Linked DNA regions of Homo sapiens: region 1 is linked to region 2. A link is a loop called in an ENCODE intact Hi-C map of the cell type or tissue named here. Cell type or tissue: ascending aorta. All regions are shown on one strand. Links, peaks and the distances in the headings refer to the core of each region. The heading gives the core; the rest is flanking DNA.

The links. Peaks named below come from ENCODE experiments on the same cell type or tissue, not always from the same donor. Only the 100,000 strongest peaks of a DNase experiment are listed, where the experiment ranks them.
Region 1: it touches region 2 in a loop (2.5-fold over the local background); 5 of 110 quality-filtered maps call a loop at or near these places.

Annotation. Positions count from the first base shown.
Region 1 is chr2:102,115,689-102,125,524 of GRCh38, forward strand. It overlaps a transcript of IL1R1 not described here. Among named protein-coding and RNA genes, the nearest start is that of IL1R1, 22 kb to the right of the region's middle. In ascending aorta, for the core only: no CTCF peak of the experiment used is centred there; a DNase peak (open chromatin) is centred at 6,623; H3K27ac peaks cover 1,609 bases.
Region 2 is chr2:102,065,968-102,075,589 of GRCh38, forward strand. It overlaps a transcript of IL1R1 not described here. Among named protein-coding and RNA genes, the nearest start is that of IL1R1, 72 kb to the right of the region's middle. In ascending aorta, for the core only: a CTCF peak has its summit at 4,300; a DNase peak (open chromatin) is centred at 4,334; H3K27ac peaks cover 4,198 bases.

The DNA.
Region 1 (9,836 bases), core at 1,837-9,836, 52 kb after region 2:
CCTTGGAGGGGGGAGAAGGCGGAAGAAGAAGACTTGAGCTGGAGGAGAAAGAAGGGTTGTATTCTGGGTAGAGGAAACTGCACGAGCAAGAAAAGAGGTAGACATTAGGGAAACTTGCAAGGAAATGGGCACATAGTAAACATGGGTACATCAAGGGCGAGGAGAGGAACACATTCCAAAAGGTAGGATCAAGGGAGACTGAGGAGCATCTGGAATGCTATACTGAGTGGTCTGGGCTTTGTTTGGGAGGCAGTGGAGCCTTGCATGGCAGGTTTTGACATCCAACCTTGCAGCAAACGGCAAATAGGAGCTTGCTCAGCAGTATTTATATGGCGAATCTGGATTATTTAGAAGGAAATTGTGTTTCTGTCTCACTGTGTGGCCCATGTAGGTTGCATAGTTGCAGTATCTTCAACTTTGCATTGACAAGGTGGGTGCGTTGCACTGGGTCGAGATGGTTCAGATGTCCCCCAATGCATTGCTGCTTTCGACATCTCTCCATTTCTCTAGCTTCTAACACTTTGTTTGTCTCTCTTCAACCACCATGCTGAGAAAAAAGTTTAAGGGCTTTTCTTGTTCCCCCACGTAATCTTGGCAAGTAATAACAGTGAACCCTGGAGATGGAAAGAAGTGTGGATGTTAGGAGACTGGATTGCTAGCATGGCATTAACAATTTTTGGCTATGTTGACTCTCAAGTAAATATGGCAACTGCTTTTGCTTTTCCTTTTCAAAATACAAAGATAAAATTTAAGGGGAAGTGAGATTTTGGCATAAATGGCTGACTCTTCTGCAAATAGCATTTCTGGATTAATTTTATTACATCCAATTGCTCTTCCATGTATTCCGATAATTTTATTTGTAATAAAGTTCATAAGTGCTGTTGGTGATTAGCCAAAAAAAAGAGTAAAGGGAGGTCAACTTTTGTGTAGTTGAGATCACTTTTTCTAAGTCTGATTTTAAATTGGGTGGTTTGTACTGTGTTAGCAATGTTAGAGGATACAAACAACCATAACAACAAAACAGCAACAGCAGCAGGAAGGTCATCCACCCGTGCTGAAAACCTCCTTCCTCTTGGGTTCACTTTTCCTTCTAGTGGGGGAAATGGTGAAATCACGTTAGCACTTTCTACTCTTGGTCCTGGTGTCTTCTTTATGACCTCGTAACATTTTCCTAGATAAAATTTGCATGTCTCTAACTTCTGAGTTCCACTTCTTACTGTTCTCATGTTCATTCATTATTCCATTGTGACGTGTTTGGCTGAGTTTGAAAGACTCTAATGATAAGTGGAGAAGGAAAAAATGACTTTTATAATAAAAGGTAACACTTAATGACATGAATCTGAGACACATGACTAAGTAAGAAAATAAAATATTGACGTCTTGGTTTTAAATATTGGGCAACACCATCTCATGTTTATCCTTTTTCTCATCAAACCGCATGTCCAATTTTGGATTAGGAAGACATTCTTACTGTACTTATGGTACGCCTGCAATCATGGTGCCTCCTCTGTCTATTTTTGGGTTGACCAAATAACAACGCAAAGCACTGAGTGCCAACCACCACAACAAGGACTTGGTCTGTATTTGTCCATATGCTTGCACTTCCCCCAAGGTGGACACTGTCATCCCCATGAATGGATGAGGGAAGAGAAGCTGACAGAACACAGCTGGAAAGAGCAGGGTGAGAGGTCACTGTGGGCCTCTCCCATCAGTGATTTGGTGCTATTTGTGGCCTCTGCAGGCATGGACATATCCTGTTGACATTACAAAATAAAATGGATGCAAATATTATTGTTTAGTGTCTTCCAATTTCTTGGATCCTTAAATAGCTGCCAACATCGCTCTTCAGTTATTTATGTACACAAAGAGCTATTTCTGAATATCCGTCCTAATTTTCTTCTGGCCTGTTCCCTGCATATTAATGTATTCCAATGAATCCCACCCATTCCAAAGAGAACTGAAGCAAGCTTGTGGCTTGTTTAGATGTGGTCCAAGTCTGTGTGGTCCCCTCAGGGAGGTGTAGTAAGGATTTCTCAGAACCGGTGTTTGCGTGTGAGGGAAGCCTGCTGAGCAGAGAGCGTTTACATTGCCCAGTGTTCCGAGTGCTTGAGTTTCAATAGTTACCTTAGTTTATTAGGACCTTGGAAGAGTACCAAAGCTGTGAGTTCCTGGGAGTTTTCCGTCAAAATCAGTCCTCTGGCATGGTAAAGAATATGTTTGTAAAGGAACAAGAAAAAAATATATAATTTTTCTAAATATATATATAGGAAATGTATATATATATACACATATAATATATATATAGACAAAATAAAAATATATATTTGATCTCTGGCCCTGATTCCCAGCACAGAGCTCCTAACTTCTTGGAATTTCCTGGGTGATGGGAGTCTTTTGTTCTAATGAAGCTCCTGGGAGGAGAATGGTCACTAGAAAGAACAGATTAGAAGCTTGGGAATTTCAGTCCTACCCCCATCCTCTGGGAAGACCTGGAGGCTGGAGATTGAGTTAATGATCAGTGATGTTCAAGTAACAAAGTCTTGTAAGAATCCCAGAACTCTGGGGTTTGGGGAGCTCCAGGGCTGCTGAACATGTGGAGGGTAGCCCACCCGGAGAGGGCAAGGAAGCGCACTTCCCCTCCCATACACCTCGCCCTGCATATCTCTTCATCTGGCTGTCTTCTGTATCCTTTATTGTATTCTTTATTACATAGTAAGCTGGGAAATGTGTTTCCCTGAGGTCTGTGAGCCATCCCAGCAAATTATGAAATCCAAGGATGGGGTCGTAGGAACCCTGGTTTACAGCTGGTCAGTCAGACATATAGGTGACAACTTGGCACTTGTATTTGGTATCTGAAATGGGGGGCAGTCTTGTGGGACTGAACCCTTAACCTGAGGTCTGTGCTAACTCCAGTTAGTATCAGAATTGAATTGAATTGTGGGACACTCGGCTGGTGTCATTCAGCTGGTGTCAGAGTATTCCTTGACATCGCTTCAATCCCTGGTCACAGAAGTGTGTGGAGTGCAGGTATAGAAAAGGAAAAGTAGGGCCGGGTGTGGTGGCTCACGCCTGTAATCCCAGCACTTTGGGAGGCCAAGGTGGGAGGATCATGAGGTCAGGAGATCAAGACCATCCCGGCTAACATGGTGAAACCCTGTCTCTACTAAAAATAGGAAAAAATTAGCCAGGCGTGGTGGCAGGCACCTGTAGTCCCAGCTACTCGGGAGGCTGAGGCAGGAGAATGGTATGAACCTGGGAAGCAGAGCTTGCGGTGAGCCGAGATCGCTCCACTGCTCTCCAGCTTGGGCAACACAGTGAGACTGTGTCTCAAAAAAAAAAAAAAAAAAAAAAAGACAAGGAAAAATAGTTGTTTTTTATCTATCTCACGTTTATTTTAGATTACTCAAAATAAGCATATCTGAGCTTATATCTGCTGTGCAGAGCAACGAAAACATTTATGGGAGGGTAATGGCGGTAAACACTGTAACTTCATGCTGACGTTAGGTGGTAACTTCTCTTCGATAATTCAAGCTACCTAGTGATAATGTAAGTTCTTTATTGCACTTCAAAAGTATTTCTCTGTCCATGGAGGGCATTTCTTCTCAAAACACTTTGTACTTCCTTATGAAGTTGGAATATTTGCTATGGAAACCAAATTGTTCTTCCTTTGGCCTGCTGAAAATTAGAAAATAAATTTTGTGTGGTCAGTAGGTTATTGTTTTAAACTTAACTACATGAGATTAACTTCTGGAACTGAGATGCCAATGATGCAATTTCAGAATGCAGTTGTTGCACTCATTAAACACCACAGTTTGGGAAGGATCCCTGATCCACTTGGTGCTCAGTGGCTTTCTCAGCCTAACAGGGACATAGTTTGAAGAGTCTTAAACAAAAGTTACATAAGAACCGCAGATGACTAGCTGTTGGTTCCATAGGTAGATTTTCTTTTATTATCTTAGTTTTCAGCTTTATTGAGGTACAACTGACAAACAATAATTGTGTATATTTAAGGTATACAACATGAGGATTTGTTGTATGTACACATTATGGAATGATCACCACAATCAAGCTAACACATTCATCACCTTACATAGTTACCTGTTTTGTGTATGCATGGTGAGAACAGCTAAAATCAACTCTCTTAGCAAACTTCAAGTGTACGATACAGTATTACTCACTATAGTCACCACGTTGTCCATTAGGCCCTTCAGAACTTATTCATTTCATGATGAAAAATGTATATATTTTGATACCATTTCCCCCTTCCCTCCTTGGCAGCCACCACTCTACTCTCTGTAAATCATTCTTCTTGTCATTAGTCCCCTGTCAGAACTCTGTCGTGGCCCCTTCCAAACCTCCCCCTGAGCTATCAAAGCTTTCATTTACTGCCTCGGTATAATTAATTTTCAGTGCTTATTTGGCCAGATCGGACCTACAGCCCTCAGTGGTCTTTAAAGTGAAAAAAGTGAAAAGTCTTTAGCATGAAACCTTTGATGTGCATGTTGTGTGAGCGTATGTGTTTGAGTGTGTGGGTGTTCATGTGTAGTTTCATGAACGTGTGTGTGGGTTTTCATGTGTGTTGAGTCAGTGTGTATCATATGTTGTATATGGGTGTTATATGTATGGTGTGAATGTACGTGTTTGTTGTGTGTGTTTTGTGTGTGTTGCATGTGCTCTGTGGCTGTGTGTTGCATGAATGTGTGTCGTGTGTGCATTGTGTGCACGTGCCAAGTACCTGGCATGTATTTTACTAGGTGCTTAGTAAACATTTGTCACATGCAGGAAAGGCACAATTCCTGCCTCCATGAAGCTCACTGTGTAAACTCACAGGTGAATTGTCAATTCCTTAGGCACAGGGTCTGCGTTGTGTTCATTTTTCTGTCCTTCAGTGTCACACAGAGGCAGGCAACTCCGGCATAAAATGTGGGGCTCAGATGGGAAACAGGTATTGTATAATGAAACACAAATTTGCTCTCAATTCAGGTTTCCTGAAGCAGAAGCTTGTTTTCTTCAATTCACCTTTGCACACACTACACAATCCCATTCACTATTATGTTTGTCATGTATTATCCCTCCACGCTCTGCAGGTGGGTAGGGATTTGTTGGATTTGTTCCTAGATACACCTCAAGTACCTGGAACACTGCCTAGTACATGGTGTGCGCACAATAAAAAATTGGTTTAATGATCAAATGTAAGAGTAAATGAGTTCCGGCACATGTGGTCCACATCCGGGTTTTTAGCAGAACATAGGTATTATGATGTCTGTCACAGTTCACTCTAAATCTCAGCTGGTCTTGGCAAGCAGCTGCTTGGGGACTCTTCCTCTTGCTCCTGTCAGGCCCTAGTGTTAATCTGCATCCTGCAGGGTTTCCCTCTTAGGCTGTCATCATGGAGCTGGCCCCCGGGAGATGGCTCATCCTGCTTGGTCAATGGCCACGCTGTGCCCTTGGGTCCTTGCTGCAGCCTGTGCACTGTATGCCATTGACCCAGGGGTCTGGGACATCCAGCCACCCGGTGCTGACCACCATGGACTTTGCTGTTGCCTGCAGATGTCCGCCCCCCAACCCCCTGGTTTCTCTCCAGGCATCTTCTGTTCCTCTGGTTTCTCTCGCAACTTCTATCCCCCTCCTCGGTGCCTAGGAATTCTTGTCAGCTTCCTCCGCTTTGCCAGAGGCAGCCCTTGCAGCTGTGGAGCCACGTGTCACTGAGCACTGCCTTCTGGAAAGAGACTGCCATTTCCAGGCTGCTCCTCCACCAGCCCGGTGACTCAGTTTCTACTCCTTCTTCTGGAGTTGACCATCAGAGCTGAGCTCTTGCCTTCCTTCTTTCTCCTTCTGCAGATCTTCCCTCTAGCTCTACAGGAAGGGCCTCCCTGGCTGTGTGGTCAGAAGGTCTCCACTGTCCAAGTCCAGCCTGGCTTACTCTAGGGTTTATGGGTCCAGTCTTCCTCCATGACTCTTGAGATGTCAAGCCCAGTTTGGGGAGTTCAAAAATACCATTTTCTCTCTCTCAACAAAGCCTAGCACATTTTTTAAAACCACATTTTAACATTTCTGAAATTAGGATGCATCTTGCAATGGATAGTAGGTCCTAGTTATTTGGCAGCATTTTTTTTCTTATTGTACATATTACAGCTAACGATATTTTTGCTTAGGCTGTTGTCTTGCTATGGATTTAAACTCTATACTGGAGTTTAAAGCCATGCAACACTTTTTTGTTCTCAGCCTTCATCTTCCTCACCTCAAGGTAATAGATGCCTCTCCTTTAAAAATGTGAAGCTGCCAGGCAACCAGAATCAAGAAAAGGGCAGCCCTGGAAGATATACGTTTGTTTCATACATTCAAAAATAGGATTCCCAGTACCTAAGATCACCCTTTGAATCAATACACATGGGGCTGGACCACCTTAAGGCCATGGACTGGTTTCCATGCTATACTTTTAAATAAGGTCAAAGAAAAAATGTGTCCATCTCACAGGGGCCTGGCCTTCCTGGAAGAAGAAAACATACTGGTCAGTAAATAAGAATAGCTGGGCCCTTTGGCAGTTATAGATGTAATTTTCCACGAATAAGGCAGAATTGCATTCCACGCCTCTGTCTCATGAGAACATAATGAGTGTGAGACATGGAGAGACTGCATTTCTGAGTCAGGCCTGCTGAGATACAGGCCTAAAACTTTTATACTGAAGTCAGAGTTTTCTGTGTCAGTTCTCTCTCTCTCCCTGTCTCCTATGCACACATGCGCACAGAATAATGAGTGAGTGGACATGAAATAGAGAAGTGCTGTACCTGGCAATAGCAACTGAATCTAAAAAAAACAGTTTACTAACAGGCGTGAGTGAGGGGCGCTCAGTTATGAGTTGGTGATTTTAAGTATCAGGATCAGGTATGGGCCAGGTTTGTTCAAGCGAAAAATTGTAGTTAATATTCAGAAGGGCCTCGTGAAACCCAAGAGCAAGGACATAGCCATGTTTCTGGAAGAACTGGGACCAGCCAGGGAGGTTGTCTGCCAGGGTCTGAAGGAATCATTCTTCATTTCTTGTCTCCATTCCTTGCTTTTCTCTCTCTCTCTTTGAAAACTGGCTTTCCTTGTTTTCAGAAAACACAGTCACTCTGCATCTCCCAAGTGATGTTCAGAGCTAAACACTTTGTTTTGACTCCATCTATAACACATATGCATTAACTCCATGTATTTCAATGTAAAATTCTTGGGGAGAGCATGTGAATGCTGTAGCTTTGGGTCTAGCAAATATTCTTGGCCCCACCAGTCATGGCCAAGGTGTCTTTTAGGCTCATGCCTGTAGACTGAAAGCAGGGATCAGGGAAATTGGTTTACTTTAGTAAGAAATATAGGCATGCTGAGCAAATATCAACTGAGTAAACATCAACTGAAATACATAGAAATCATGAAAGATGGAATGCAGTATACTCACTCTATTTCCTTAAGGTACTTCTGCATTCCGATGCAATGTTTGTTGATTCAAAGGATAATGTAATAAAATGCCAAAGTTTTATCAATCAGAGACATTTGACTGCACATGTAATAATTCCATGCTATCTTTATTATCTGTGAAATTGTGTTTGTGTCTTATGGGACAAGTGTCATGAAACTCATTTTGAGAAGCAAGCTGAGATTTTGTAATAAATACATTTAGCTTTTTTTTGGAATGAGGCATACCCAGAGGTCCATGTTTAAAACAAATTAGAGTAAATCAAAGTAGCATTTACCATAAATATTAACGGTAAATGAAAAGGCTAGGGGAAATCTTTTTAAATTGTATCAAAATAATACTTTGTTTATACATAGGACAGCCACAGTGGCTCACACTTGTAATCCCAGCACTTTGGGAGGCCAAGGCAGACAGATCACCTGAGGTCAGGAGTTCCAGACCAGCCTGGCCAACATGGCGAAACCCCACCTCTACTAAAAATACAAAAATGTTAGCTGGTCATGGTGGCGTGCACCTATAATCCCAGCTACTTGGGAGGCTGAGGCAGGAGAATCTCTTGAGCCCTAGAGGTGGAGTTTGCAGTTAGCCGAGATCACGCCATTGCACTCCAGCCTGGGTGACAGAGTGAGACTGTGTCTTAATAAAATAAAATAAAATAAAATAAAATAAAATAAAATAATGTAACATGAATTCAATGTAAAAAAATTTAGAAATATGCCTACAGTGCCTCATATGGGTCTTTCTTGGTTGATAGGAATGAGACTTGGCAGAGATTAGGAAGGAGATGGTGAACAAGAGGGAGAAGGAGAGAGGTGAAAGGGATGGAAAGGGGAAGAGGGAAAGAGAAAGGGGTTTATCTTGTGAGATCACCTAAGTAAAGTACTCACACACTACCTCCTCTATTCTTGAGGCAGGGAAAGGTTAGACAAGGGTGCTGTGGGAGCTGGCAGGGTGGACACCTGTATTAGTCTGTTTCTGCACTGCTGTAAAGAAATACCCGAGACTGGGCACAGTGGCTCATACCTGTGGTCTCAGCATTTTGGGAGGCTGAGGTGGGCAGATTGCCCAAGGTCAGGAGTTCAAGACCAGCCTGGGCAACATGGTGAAACTCCATCTCTACTAAAAATAGAAAAATTAGCCAAGCATGGTGGTGCGCCTGTAATCCCAGCTACTCGGGAGGCTGAGGCAGGAGAATCGCTTGAACCCAGGAGGTGGAGGATGCAGTGAGCTGAGATTGCGCCACTGCACTCCAGCCTGGGTGACAGAGCAAGACTCCATCTCCCCCCCACCACTGCCCCCCCAAAAAAGAAATACTTGAGACTGGGTAATTTATAAGGAAAAGAGGTATAATTGGCTCACAATTCCACATGGCTGGGGAAGCCTCGGGAAACTTATAATCATTGTGGAAGGGGAAGCAAGTGCATCTGACATGGTGGCAGGCGGGAGAAGTGAAGTGAGAGCACAGGAAAAACTGCCACTTTTAAAACCATCAGATCTGGCCGGATGTGGTGGCTCATGCCTGTAATCCCAGCACTTTGAGAGGCCGAGGCAGGTGAATCACTTAAGGTCAGGAGTTTGGGACCAGCCTGGCCAACATGGTAAAACCCTGTCTCTATTAAATACAAAAATTAGCTGGGTGTGGTGGCTGGCACTTGTAATCCCAGCTACTCGGGAAGCTGAGGCAGGAGAATCACTTGAACCTGGGAGGCGGGGGTTGCAGTGAGCTGAGATTGTGCCATTGCACTCTAGCCTGGGTAACAGAGCAAGACTCTGTCTCAAAAAATAAAAAAAAATAAGACCTCCTGAGACTCACCCACTATCACGAGAACAGCATGGGGGAACCACCGCCATAATCCAATCACCTCCCATCAGGTTCCTCCCTTGACACATGGAGATTACAATCCAAGATGAGATTTGGGTGGGGACACAGAGCCAAACCATATCCTCACCCTTGCGGCTTGCCAGGCTGATGGCAGGGAACCTCTCATGGTGGCTCTTCCTCGGCTACCACACAACCGTCTAGAGTCCATTGATTGTTTAGCACATGCTGCCTTTACTCTGTAGAGTGTCTTGCTAGGAAAACCACAGGAGAGAACACATGCTTGCAACTCCCTTCATCATCTTTGCATCAAGAATAATTCTTGTCTCAACAACAAACAAACAAACGAAACCAATAACGAAAATTCTTCATCATATTTGCATCAAGAGTAATTCTAGCTTGGATTTAGACTGGCACAAACAATGTCTCCTGTTCTTCTTGGTCGTAGCTCTTGATAAACTTATTATTGTTTCATGGACTGGGAGCTTCCTGGGGAAGTGAAGGGGAGAGTTTCTGGCATGGGTTGAGGACAGTCATGAAGGTATGTTCAGAATGAAGTCACATGTA
Region 2 (9,622 bases), core at 1-8,000:
GTCCAACGTGCTTTGCAGGACTTAGAGGCATTTCCCGGACTCGCGGAGACCTACCTTTCTATTGACTCTCTCTATTTTTTTTTTTTAAACAGTGGCCACCACCCTCCCCCAACCTTGTGCCTTTCCTGGAGCCCCGTCTGCTTTTTTCCTTGCATGTTTTGCACATGCTGTTGGCTTCTGCCATGTGCTTCGTCCTCTTCTCTGTCCAGTGCAGCCCTTTCTGACTTTTCAGTCCCTGCCCAGCTGCAAAGTCTTCCTTCACCCCTTGGGTGCTTTGTGCGCTTGTTTGTTGTAGTGCTTCTCAGGTCTTGTTTTATTTTCTCAATCTGATTTTTAAAGATGAACTTATTTTGTTCTAATTCACAAACAAGAAAATGCACCTGTTTTAAGTGTGCAGTTTGACGAATTTTGAAAAATGTATAGACCTGTGTAATAACCACAACAGGCAAGATATAGGATATTTCTAACCCCTCAAAAGATTCCCTTCTGCCCCTTCCTGGTCAATTCCCCTTACCCCAGTCCTACAAAATTATTGGTTTGATTTCTATCATTATAGATTTGAAGGTCTTTCCTGGAGCTTCATATAAATGGAGCATAGAGTACGTGCTTGTGTGTGTCTAGTTTCTTGCACTCAGAATGATGTTTTGGGATTCATCCATGTTGTGTGCGCCAGTAGATCATGAGCACTATTCAATTGTGTGACTGTGCCACAGTTAGTTTACCAGTTCTCCTGCAGCTTGGGCACTTTCTAATTTTGGGCTATTATTTTTAAACTTACTCTGCAGTACAGCTGTTTCATGGGCAGATATTTTTATTCTCTTGAGTAGACACCTAGGAATGGAACTACTGAGTCAAAGACAGGCATATATTTAGTTTTATATGAAAGTGCCAGCATTCCCCCCCGAGTGGCTGCAGCATTGCACATTCTCCCCAGCAGCGCAGAGAGCTCTGGTTGCTCCGCATCTTTGCCGACATTTGTTCTTGCCCATCTTCTAAATTTTAGCCGTTCTGATAGGTGTGCAGCACTCGCTTGTTGCGTTAATTTACATTCCCCTTTATCACAGTGTATTTTAATTATCTGCTTAAGAGTCAGTCTCACCCGTCAGAATTCAGTGCAGGGAAACTGCATTCACTTTTGCTGGTTGAATGAACAGTCTGAACGCCACATGGTCCTTTTCCTCACTCCACTTAAAATCAAACAGGGACAGCCGGGTGTGGTGGCTCAAGCCTGTAATCCCAGCACTTTCAGAGGCTGAGGTGGGTGGATCACCTGAGGTCAGGGGTTCAAGACCAGCCTGGCCAACATGGTGAAACCCTGTCTCTACTAAAAATATGAGAAATGAGCTGGGCCTGGCGGCGGCGCCTATAATCCCAACTACTCGGGAGGCTGAGGCAGGAGAATTCCTTGAATCCAGAAGGCAGAGGTTGTAGTGAGCCGAGATCGTGCCACTAGACTCCAGCCTGGGCAACACAGCAAGACTCCATCTCAAAACAAACCAAAACAAAAAAACTCCAGTACATCCTGGACAGATGATGCATTGGTGCCAGGTGAAGGTGGGGTGACTGACCATCCCAGTGTGCCCAGGCCTGAGGGATCTCTTGGGCTGCAGGACATTCAATCCTAAAACCAGGACTATCTTGGGCAAACTAGGATGGCTGGTCATCCAGGGAAGGTAAGGGGCCAGCATGAAGATAGCAGTGTGACATTTAGTCATAATTACACCAAAATGGGACTTTCTTTCTCTATAATTGATCTTAACTTAGCTCATGAATCCCTACTTCTGCTTATGGTGGAAAAATTCAGTTTTTTCCAGCTGGTATGGTTTGAATGTGTCCCCACCCAACTCTCACCTTGAATTTTAATAATTCCCACTTGTCAAGGGTGAGGCCAGGCCGGGCACGGTGGCTCACGCCTGTAATCCCAGCACTTTGGGAGGCCGAGGTGGGCAGATCACGAGGTCAGGAGATCGAGACCATCCTGGCTAACACGGTGGAACCCTGTCTCTACTAAAAATACAAAAAATTAGCTGGGCGTGGTGGCAGGCACCTGTAGTCCCAGCTATTTGGGAGGCTGAGGCAGGAGAATGGCGTGAACCCGGGAGGCGGAGGTTGCAGTGAGCTGAGATCGCCCACTGCACTCCAGCCTGGGTGACAGAGCGAGACTCTGTCTTAGAAAAAAAAAAAAAAAGGGGGTGAAGGGGTGAGGCCAGGTGGAGATAACTGAATCATGGGGGCAGTCTCCCTGATACTGTTCTCAAGGTAGTGAATAGGCCTCATGAGATTTGATGGTTTTATAAAGGGCAGTTCCCCTGCACACACTCTCTTGCCTGAAGCCATGGCAGCCATGTAAGATGTGACATTGCTCCTCATTTGCCTTCTGCCATGATTGTGAGGCCTCCCCAGCCATGTGGAACTGTGAGTCCATTAAACCTCTTTCCTTGATAAATTACCCAGTCTTGGGTATGTCTTTATGAGCAGTGTGAGAACAGACTAATACACCATCTCAGGGTCACTCAGGTCCTCTCAGTCCTACATATGGTTACTTAAGGGTTTGAAAGAGCTCAAGATTCTTTGCCTTTCTTCTTTTCCTCTCTTCTCTCATTGCTGCCCACAATTGGAGCTGCTTAGTGATATGGACCTGGTCACTGCACCTTGTGCTGTTGATTTCTGTGTGTCCTGCATGGGCCCTGCATGGGTCCGTGGGGCACGTGCTTTGTAGGAATAGCCCAGGAACTTTCCAAAACCCTTCTGTAGCTTGCTGGGGTGATTTGAACCTTGAGACTTCCCTCAAGCCCATCTTCCCAGGTATCCCTCCCTCCCCTACCCACTGCCAACCCCCTTGTTGCCCATCCACAGGCTCCATCGTGGAGTGGGCTTCAATCCAAGGTTTACAGTCTCTGGCTGGAGCCTGGAAATCAACACAATTTCCTCGTTTTCTCATGCCCCCTACTCCCTAACTTCCATTTCTGCCCCAACCCTAGTCATCTTCCCTCAGTGTTCATTGTGTTATGTGCTGGTTCAAACGTGTACTTCCCTTGAACAGGAACTCTCTGGTTTATGGCATAACGTTATGCTCCAGGCTCTTGATATATAAGGATATGTTCTAGAGTTCCAACAAATAAAAGCAAAAATAAAACCAAAATTCTTCTCTCTCAAGTGGCAGACTTAAAAGTCAAGGTTTTTAAGATTCACATTTTGAAAAATCAGCTTGGTGACTATGCTGGTTTCTCGACTCCATCCTGTGCTTGCCCTCCTGTCAGGGCAGTGCCCGGCGAATGCAACCTGCTGCCTTAGTGTGGGGGCAGAAGGCATAGGGGAGGATGGAGGAGAGAGTCGGCTCTGGAGTGAGGTTTGAAGGCTTACTGGAGATGTGTGACCGGAGATTGACTTTAAAGGGCAAACTTTGGCTAAGGGGGTGCGGGGGCTGGAAACCCCTTCCACAGAAGAAACCTGGCAAGAATCAAAGCACAAAGTTGGCTGCGCCTGGTGTCAGCCCCTGATAAGCAGCCTGACTGCAGGGGAGGACGTGGCTACAGGGCAGATAAGATGTAAGGGTGGCTGAGGAGGTCCCTGGGCAGTTTATCTCATACCTCCCACTGGCTTCTGCGAGCCCAGGTGGGTGCCAAGGTTAGCCACCTCCCCCAAACCTGCTCTCCTATTCGCAGCACAACCCTCCTGGACAAAGCGTTTTTCCTCAGCCTTCACCACCCATGGAGGAGGTGTGATTACCTCTATTCACAGAAAGGAGACTGGGACCCAACCAAGGCAAGTCATTTGCTTCAGACCACAGAGCAAAGAATCATTCTGTCATTCCAGAAATATTTGTCAGGCGCCCCTGGTGTGTCAGGTAGGTGCACCTTGAACATTTGTTTAATTTGTACTTAATAACATTTTCAAGAGGACATTACCTCCTTAAGTGAAAAATCTGTGAGGAGTTTTCTATCTTTCTAAGTCTTTGTGGCACACTTATCACATGCATAGTACTATTTCTCAAGTTACCCAGGCACACACAGATGTATGGCTTTCAGGAAGCCATACATCTGTGTAGCTCTGAGGCCCAGCCTTGTTCAACACTTCACTCAGAAGAATTGCTGGCCTGATGACCAACAATAATTGTCAACAACTTAAAACTTCATTGACGGCTCCTAAAAAAAATCAGTGTGCATGTGTGTGTGTATGTGTGTGTGCGTGTGTGTGTGTGTGTGTGTATGAGTGTGTGTATAACATTCATTACTGCAAACTGGAATGGAGTGGGGCTGGAAGGCAGCCCAGAAGCAAGGCTCAGAGCCTGGAGCTGCTGACCTCTTGGGGACACTGCAGCCCTGGCCTGGCCTACTTTTCTCTTCTCCCATATCTGGAAAATGAAAGTAGCCTGACGTATCCGGGGACCCGGCCCAAGACTCCACCCATTGGCAGCTCTTCACTTGTATCTTTTCATATCAAAAATGGGAGGTGACACCCAGTTTAAGGAAAATTCCAAGGCATTTGTCTCGACTAATGTGAAAGATGATTACAGTGGCCAGAGGACTGCCAAGGCTCCTTCTCAAGCTGCTTGAGTCAATGAGGGTAAGGTTTTAAAGGGCCCGCCCTGGCTTCCTTGGGCCTGTAGTTTGTGACTGTGTCGTTTTCAGAGTGGGAAGGCCCAGAGTTGGCCCCATGGAATTCTTTCTGCTTCTAGGGTGTTTGAAGAGATAGAAAGCCAGGGTAAGGTTCACCGAACCTCCAAGCAAAAATAAATTTCCAGAAGGGGCCCCTTTACTCTGAGGACATTGAATAGCAACAAAAACTACCACTGAAGAGTCATTTTGTCCCAGGCCCTGTGCTGGAAACTTTGAACACCTGTGTTCACCCCTCCCTCATGACACTCATGAAGATATACCATGGCTGTCTTTATTTTCTAGGTGGGAATCTCAGGCTTGAGGGTTGGGGTGGCTTGGGGAAGGTGTGTATCTAAGAGGTAGCTCTTATTTATTTTTACTTCTAGAGATTAAGACACATTCTTTTTCAAGATAGACATGGAACTGTCAAAAAGGATTAAAAGTTAAATAAGGATAAGGTTATGTAAATTGATCTTATGTAAAAAAAAACACTAAGATATTTGAAGACTAGGCATCATTATGTGTTATATCATGATTTTTAAAATGATGCTACCAAGAGTACTTCAGAGGTCCAAAGCTGAAATATATTTGTATACTTATATATATAAAGTAAGGGATACTTATTTAAAACCTCAAAAAATCAGAAGTATGTAAAGGAAGAAATAAAAGCTCCCTCTTCCCTTCTGATTCTAATTTATATCAAATTTATATCTCTATCTGTAGCTCAATTTGCCTTTTTAACTAAATAGGGTGATATCACACATATCATTCCTTAACACTTTTCTCTCTTAACGACTTCTAATGGACATCTATTTGTGGCACTGTATATAGGGCATACTTTCTTGAAAAATCCATTGCATGGTATTTTATTCTTGAATAAATCACTTGCATGGCATTTTATTGTAAGATTGTGTCATAATGTATTTATTCAGTTCCCTGGTGATGGCTTTATCATGTGGCTTTTGGCTGAAAGTATCAGAAAGTGGCCCAAACTGGCTTACATAAATTTACCATCTCATGTAACTGAAGTTCAAAGAAAGAGTGGCTTCTGAGTGGGTTCCATACTACTAGCATAATATTTGGCATTTCCCTGTATGTCCCCTCCTCTGTGTGTTGGTTTTGTTTGAAGATTCTTTCCCTTTATGGTGGCAAAATGGTTTTTGTAGTGGCACCAGGCTTTACAACCTCTTGTGAGGGAAGAGGGAGAAATGCCATGCCTTAATGTGCCAAGAAGGAGGTGTGAGATCCACCCTGGTTGAACCCCATGGTGCCGGTGTCCTCTCCTAGACCAGTGGCTGCCAAGGGCCATCTTCCGAGGAAGCACCTGGACTATACATCCTCCACAATGGGCCCTTAGAATTGGTCCATATTTTTCAAAATTGCAAATAATGTGTAAAATCATTGTACTTGGCCGGGTGTGGTAGCTTATGCCTGTAATCCCAGCACTTTGGGAGGCCGAAGTGGGGGGAATCAGCTGAGGTCAGGAGTTCGAGACCACCCTGGCTGACACGGCAAAACCCCGTCTCTAGTAAAAATACAAAAAAATTAGCTGGGCATGGTGGCCTGTGCCTGTAATCCTAGCTACTAGGGAGGCTGAAGCAGGAGAACTGCTTGAACCCGGGAGGTGGAGGTTGCAGTGAGCCGAGATTGTGCCATTGCACTCCAGCCTGGGTGACAGAGCAAGACTCTGTGTCACCAAAAAAAAAAAAAAAGAAAAAAATTCGTACACTTTACATATAGCACTGTTTACTTGGGCAATTATCTGTTTAGGATAAACTAGAAATAATATTGCTAAGCCAAATAGAATATAGGTTTTAAAAGTTTGGCGCTTTATCCTCCAAAACAGATTTTAATAGTTTACACTTGTAATAGATGTACCTGGTTTCTTATACCTCACTTACTGGAATATTAGAAATCGTTTAGTCTCTACCAAAACATGGCATTTTTCTATTATCTTAATTCACATTTCTTTGGTTATTAGTAATCTTGAACATGTTTTTCACGTCTATTGGCTTTTTGCTTTTTGCTTATTGCTTTTTGCTTCTTTCTTTTTTCTTCTGTGGACTGTTTATTCATGTCTTTTGCAGTATTCTCTCTTGGATTTGTGAGAATTGTTTATTTATTATAAACATTAAACCTTGATTGGTAATACATGTTGCAAATATTTTTCCCTAAGTTTTCATTGATTTGCCAAACTTAGTTTTTTTTTCCAAGTTGTCTTTTCTATGCAAAAGTTTTCGCTTTTTTGTAGGTGAAACTATGAGAAATTTTCCTTTACCATTTCCGAGTTTAATGTCATGCTAAGTCCTTCCTGTCTTGGGAAGATGTGTTCACAGCCCACTGACTGAAGGCCCTTCCCGGCCAGTTCTGAGCTTGAGCTGAGTCAAATGTAAACAGCTCCTGGGGCTGTGGGTATAGAAACTCCCTTTCTCTTTGGGTCTGGAATACCATGATGCCTTTTCCCTGTCCTCATTTTTCTTAAATGTTTTCATTTAATCCAGGCATTATGTACTGGGGGATCAACTATTCGCAAAACTCAGTAAAAGGCGGATTCCCAAGGCTCCACTTTGGATGCAGTAGGTCTGGGGCCAAAGCATGTGAGAAAAAAAGTGTCAGCATTTATTCATTCCACAGCTATTTCATGAGGGTTCAGGGCATCATTCTGGGGACCACGGATACAATACGGTGAACATCATAGACAAGGTTCTTATTCTCATGTAGCCTAAATTCTACTGGGGGAGATGGATAATAGGTGAACAAATAAACAAACAAACTCATCTGGCACCAAAAAGTCCACTAGGCAAAGTGCTGACTGTGAAGAAAAGCTGGGGTGGAAAGAGAGGCCATGGCCCCTGCAAAATGGAATAGGAACAAAGATTTAATCATTTGCCTCTGAAAAATCTCAGTGATGAGTTCCTTCCCTCCCTTCCCTCAACCTCCAGTGTAGAGGAGACTGATGATGATTGACAGGGAAGCACTGGTGGCTTCTCAGAAGTCCATGTGCCTCTTCCACTGCCTTAGTCACCCCTTACTCTGCATTTTCACAGAATCTCAGTGAAATTGCTTAAACCTCTGAGTACCTGAGAGATACTCAGGGCTCTTTCTTGGATGCCAAATAGATAAAATATTGACTCTTAAACATATGTCTGAATTCCTCTTGCCTTTCCAAGGTAGGAGACCATACCATACTCATTTGACAGCACCATTTACGGTCAACAAATCTCTAAGCTCAAAGAAGAGAAGAGGCAAAAAGCAACCCTACCTTATGCAATTAAAAAAAAATCTCCCTTTATAGAGTTTCATTGACCCTTTCTTAAAACCCCCTAAAATGGACGTCAACAATGCCCCTCTTTTATGATGAGAGGATGGAGGAGCAAACAGGTCGAGGGACTTATTCCAATCGAACGTCTCAGTAGCTCAGTCCCAAGGAGCTCTGCCCCAGTAGTGCCACTTCAAGTCCCATGTTCTTTTCATCTTGTGAGTGATGAGCAGCACGTGGTCTCTAGGTTTGCAATATAATTTAGGATTTACTCCTTGGGTTTAGTTTTGGTAACTCTCAAAGAAGTTCAAATATTAAGAATTTTGCTAGCTGTTTTAGTAATCTATTGCTGTGTAACTACCTCTTCCCCTACCCCCAGTCCAGAAAACAACAACCATCTTCTCTTTTCTCGTGGTTCTGTGGGCAGTTCTGCTCCACATGACGTGGTCTGGGGCTGCAGTCCTGTGGATGCTTCTTTGGGCTGGTGAGGTTCCATATGGTGCTTTCACACGTCTGGTGCTTTGGTGAGACAGTGGGGAGGCTGGGCTCAGATGGCAAGCTGTGATGACTGGGCCTATCTGCCCATGTCATCTCTGGGCCTCTCCATATGGTCTTTCTGCATTCTCTCCAGCCGGGTGGCCTATTCCTTACATGGTAGTTTGGGGCTCCTAAAAGTGCAGACATGGAAGCTGTTCAACCTTTGTGAGATGCTGCCCCAGAGCTAGCCTAACATCCCTTCCTCTGCCCTCTATGGGTAAAGCAGAAGCACCAAATTCAAGCTGGGAGGAAAACAAACTTCCTCTTTCAAAGGCGAAAGTGACAAAGAATTTGCAGGCCGTTTAAATCCACCACATTGTCCAGTCAGGAGCACCCATTTTCTCATTGACCTTCTGCTAAGTGAAGAGGTAGAAGGAATTTTCACAATGGCTTTTAGAAAAGTAAAACAATACAGGAAGGGATTTTGCTGTCATTTAAAACATGGTCTGCTCCAGATGGAGGATTTGGTGATTTTTATTTTCTTCTTTACTAAACATTTCTGCATTTCATGAAGTTTTTCAGTGCATCATTTTTATTATCAGAAAAACAATGACATTTTATTAAATATATATATATTTAACTCATTAATTATCTAACTCATTGAATATATATTTTCATTCTATATGTATATATATGTGTGTTTACATATAAACGTGTGTTATGCGTATTCTTTATACATTTTTCTCTTGTTTTTTGAGTTGGACCTTGGCAAAGTCAGTGGTGACACCTGGATTACCTTGTGTTAACTTTAATCAGTTATGTGACATCCATGGGATTGGCAAGTAAAACAAGTTATTGGTAGTGGGAGTTTGAATAGATGGCTTCTAAACACCCTCCCAGACACTGTACCTTCAACTCTCTGATCTCATCCAATCCAGACCAACACTTCTTTACTAAGTTTCTCTGTTAATCAGTTTGCACAGGAAAATGTTTCCATTCAACACATATGTATGATGAGCATGTTGTGACACTGGCTCTGTGTAGACATAGTGGGCACTGAGGAAATCTGGGGATCCTGCCATTAGGAGCTTGTGAGCTGGCGGGGAGCTATGGTGATGCACAAAATTATAACACATGCTAAAAGAACACAGTTAAAAGAGAAATAAAATTTAAATGTTAAAGAGGTGATTACCAGTTATTTGAAAAAAAAATTCACCTCTTTCCAAGGAGATTAGATTTCTACTTTTAGAATTCTTCATACAAATACACATATTTTGAGTTCTTGATC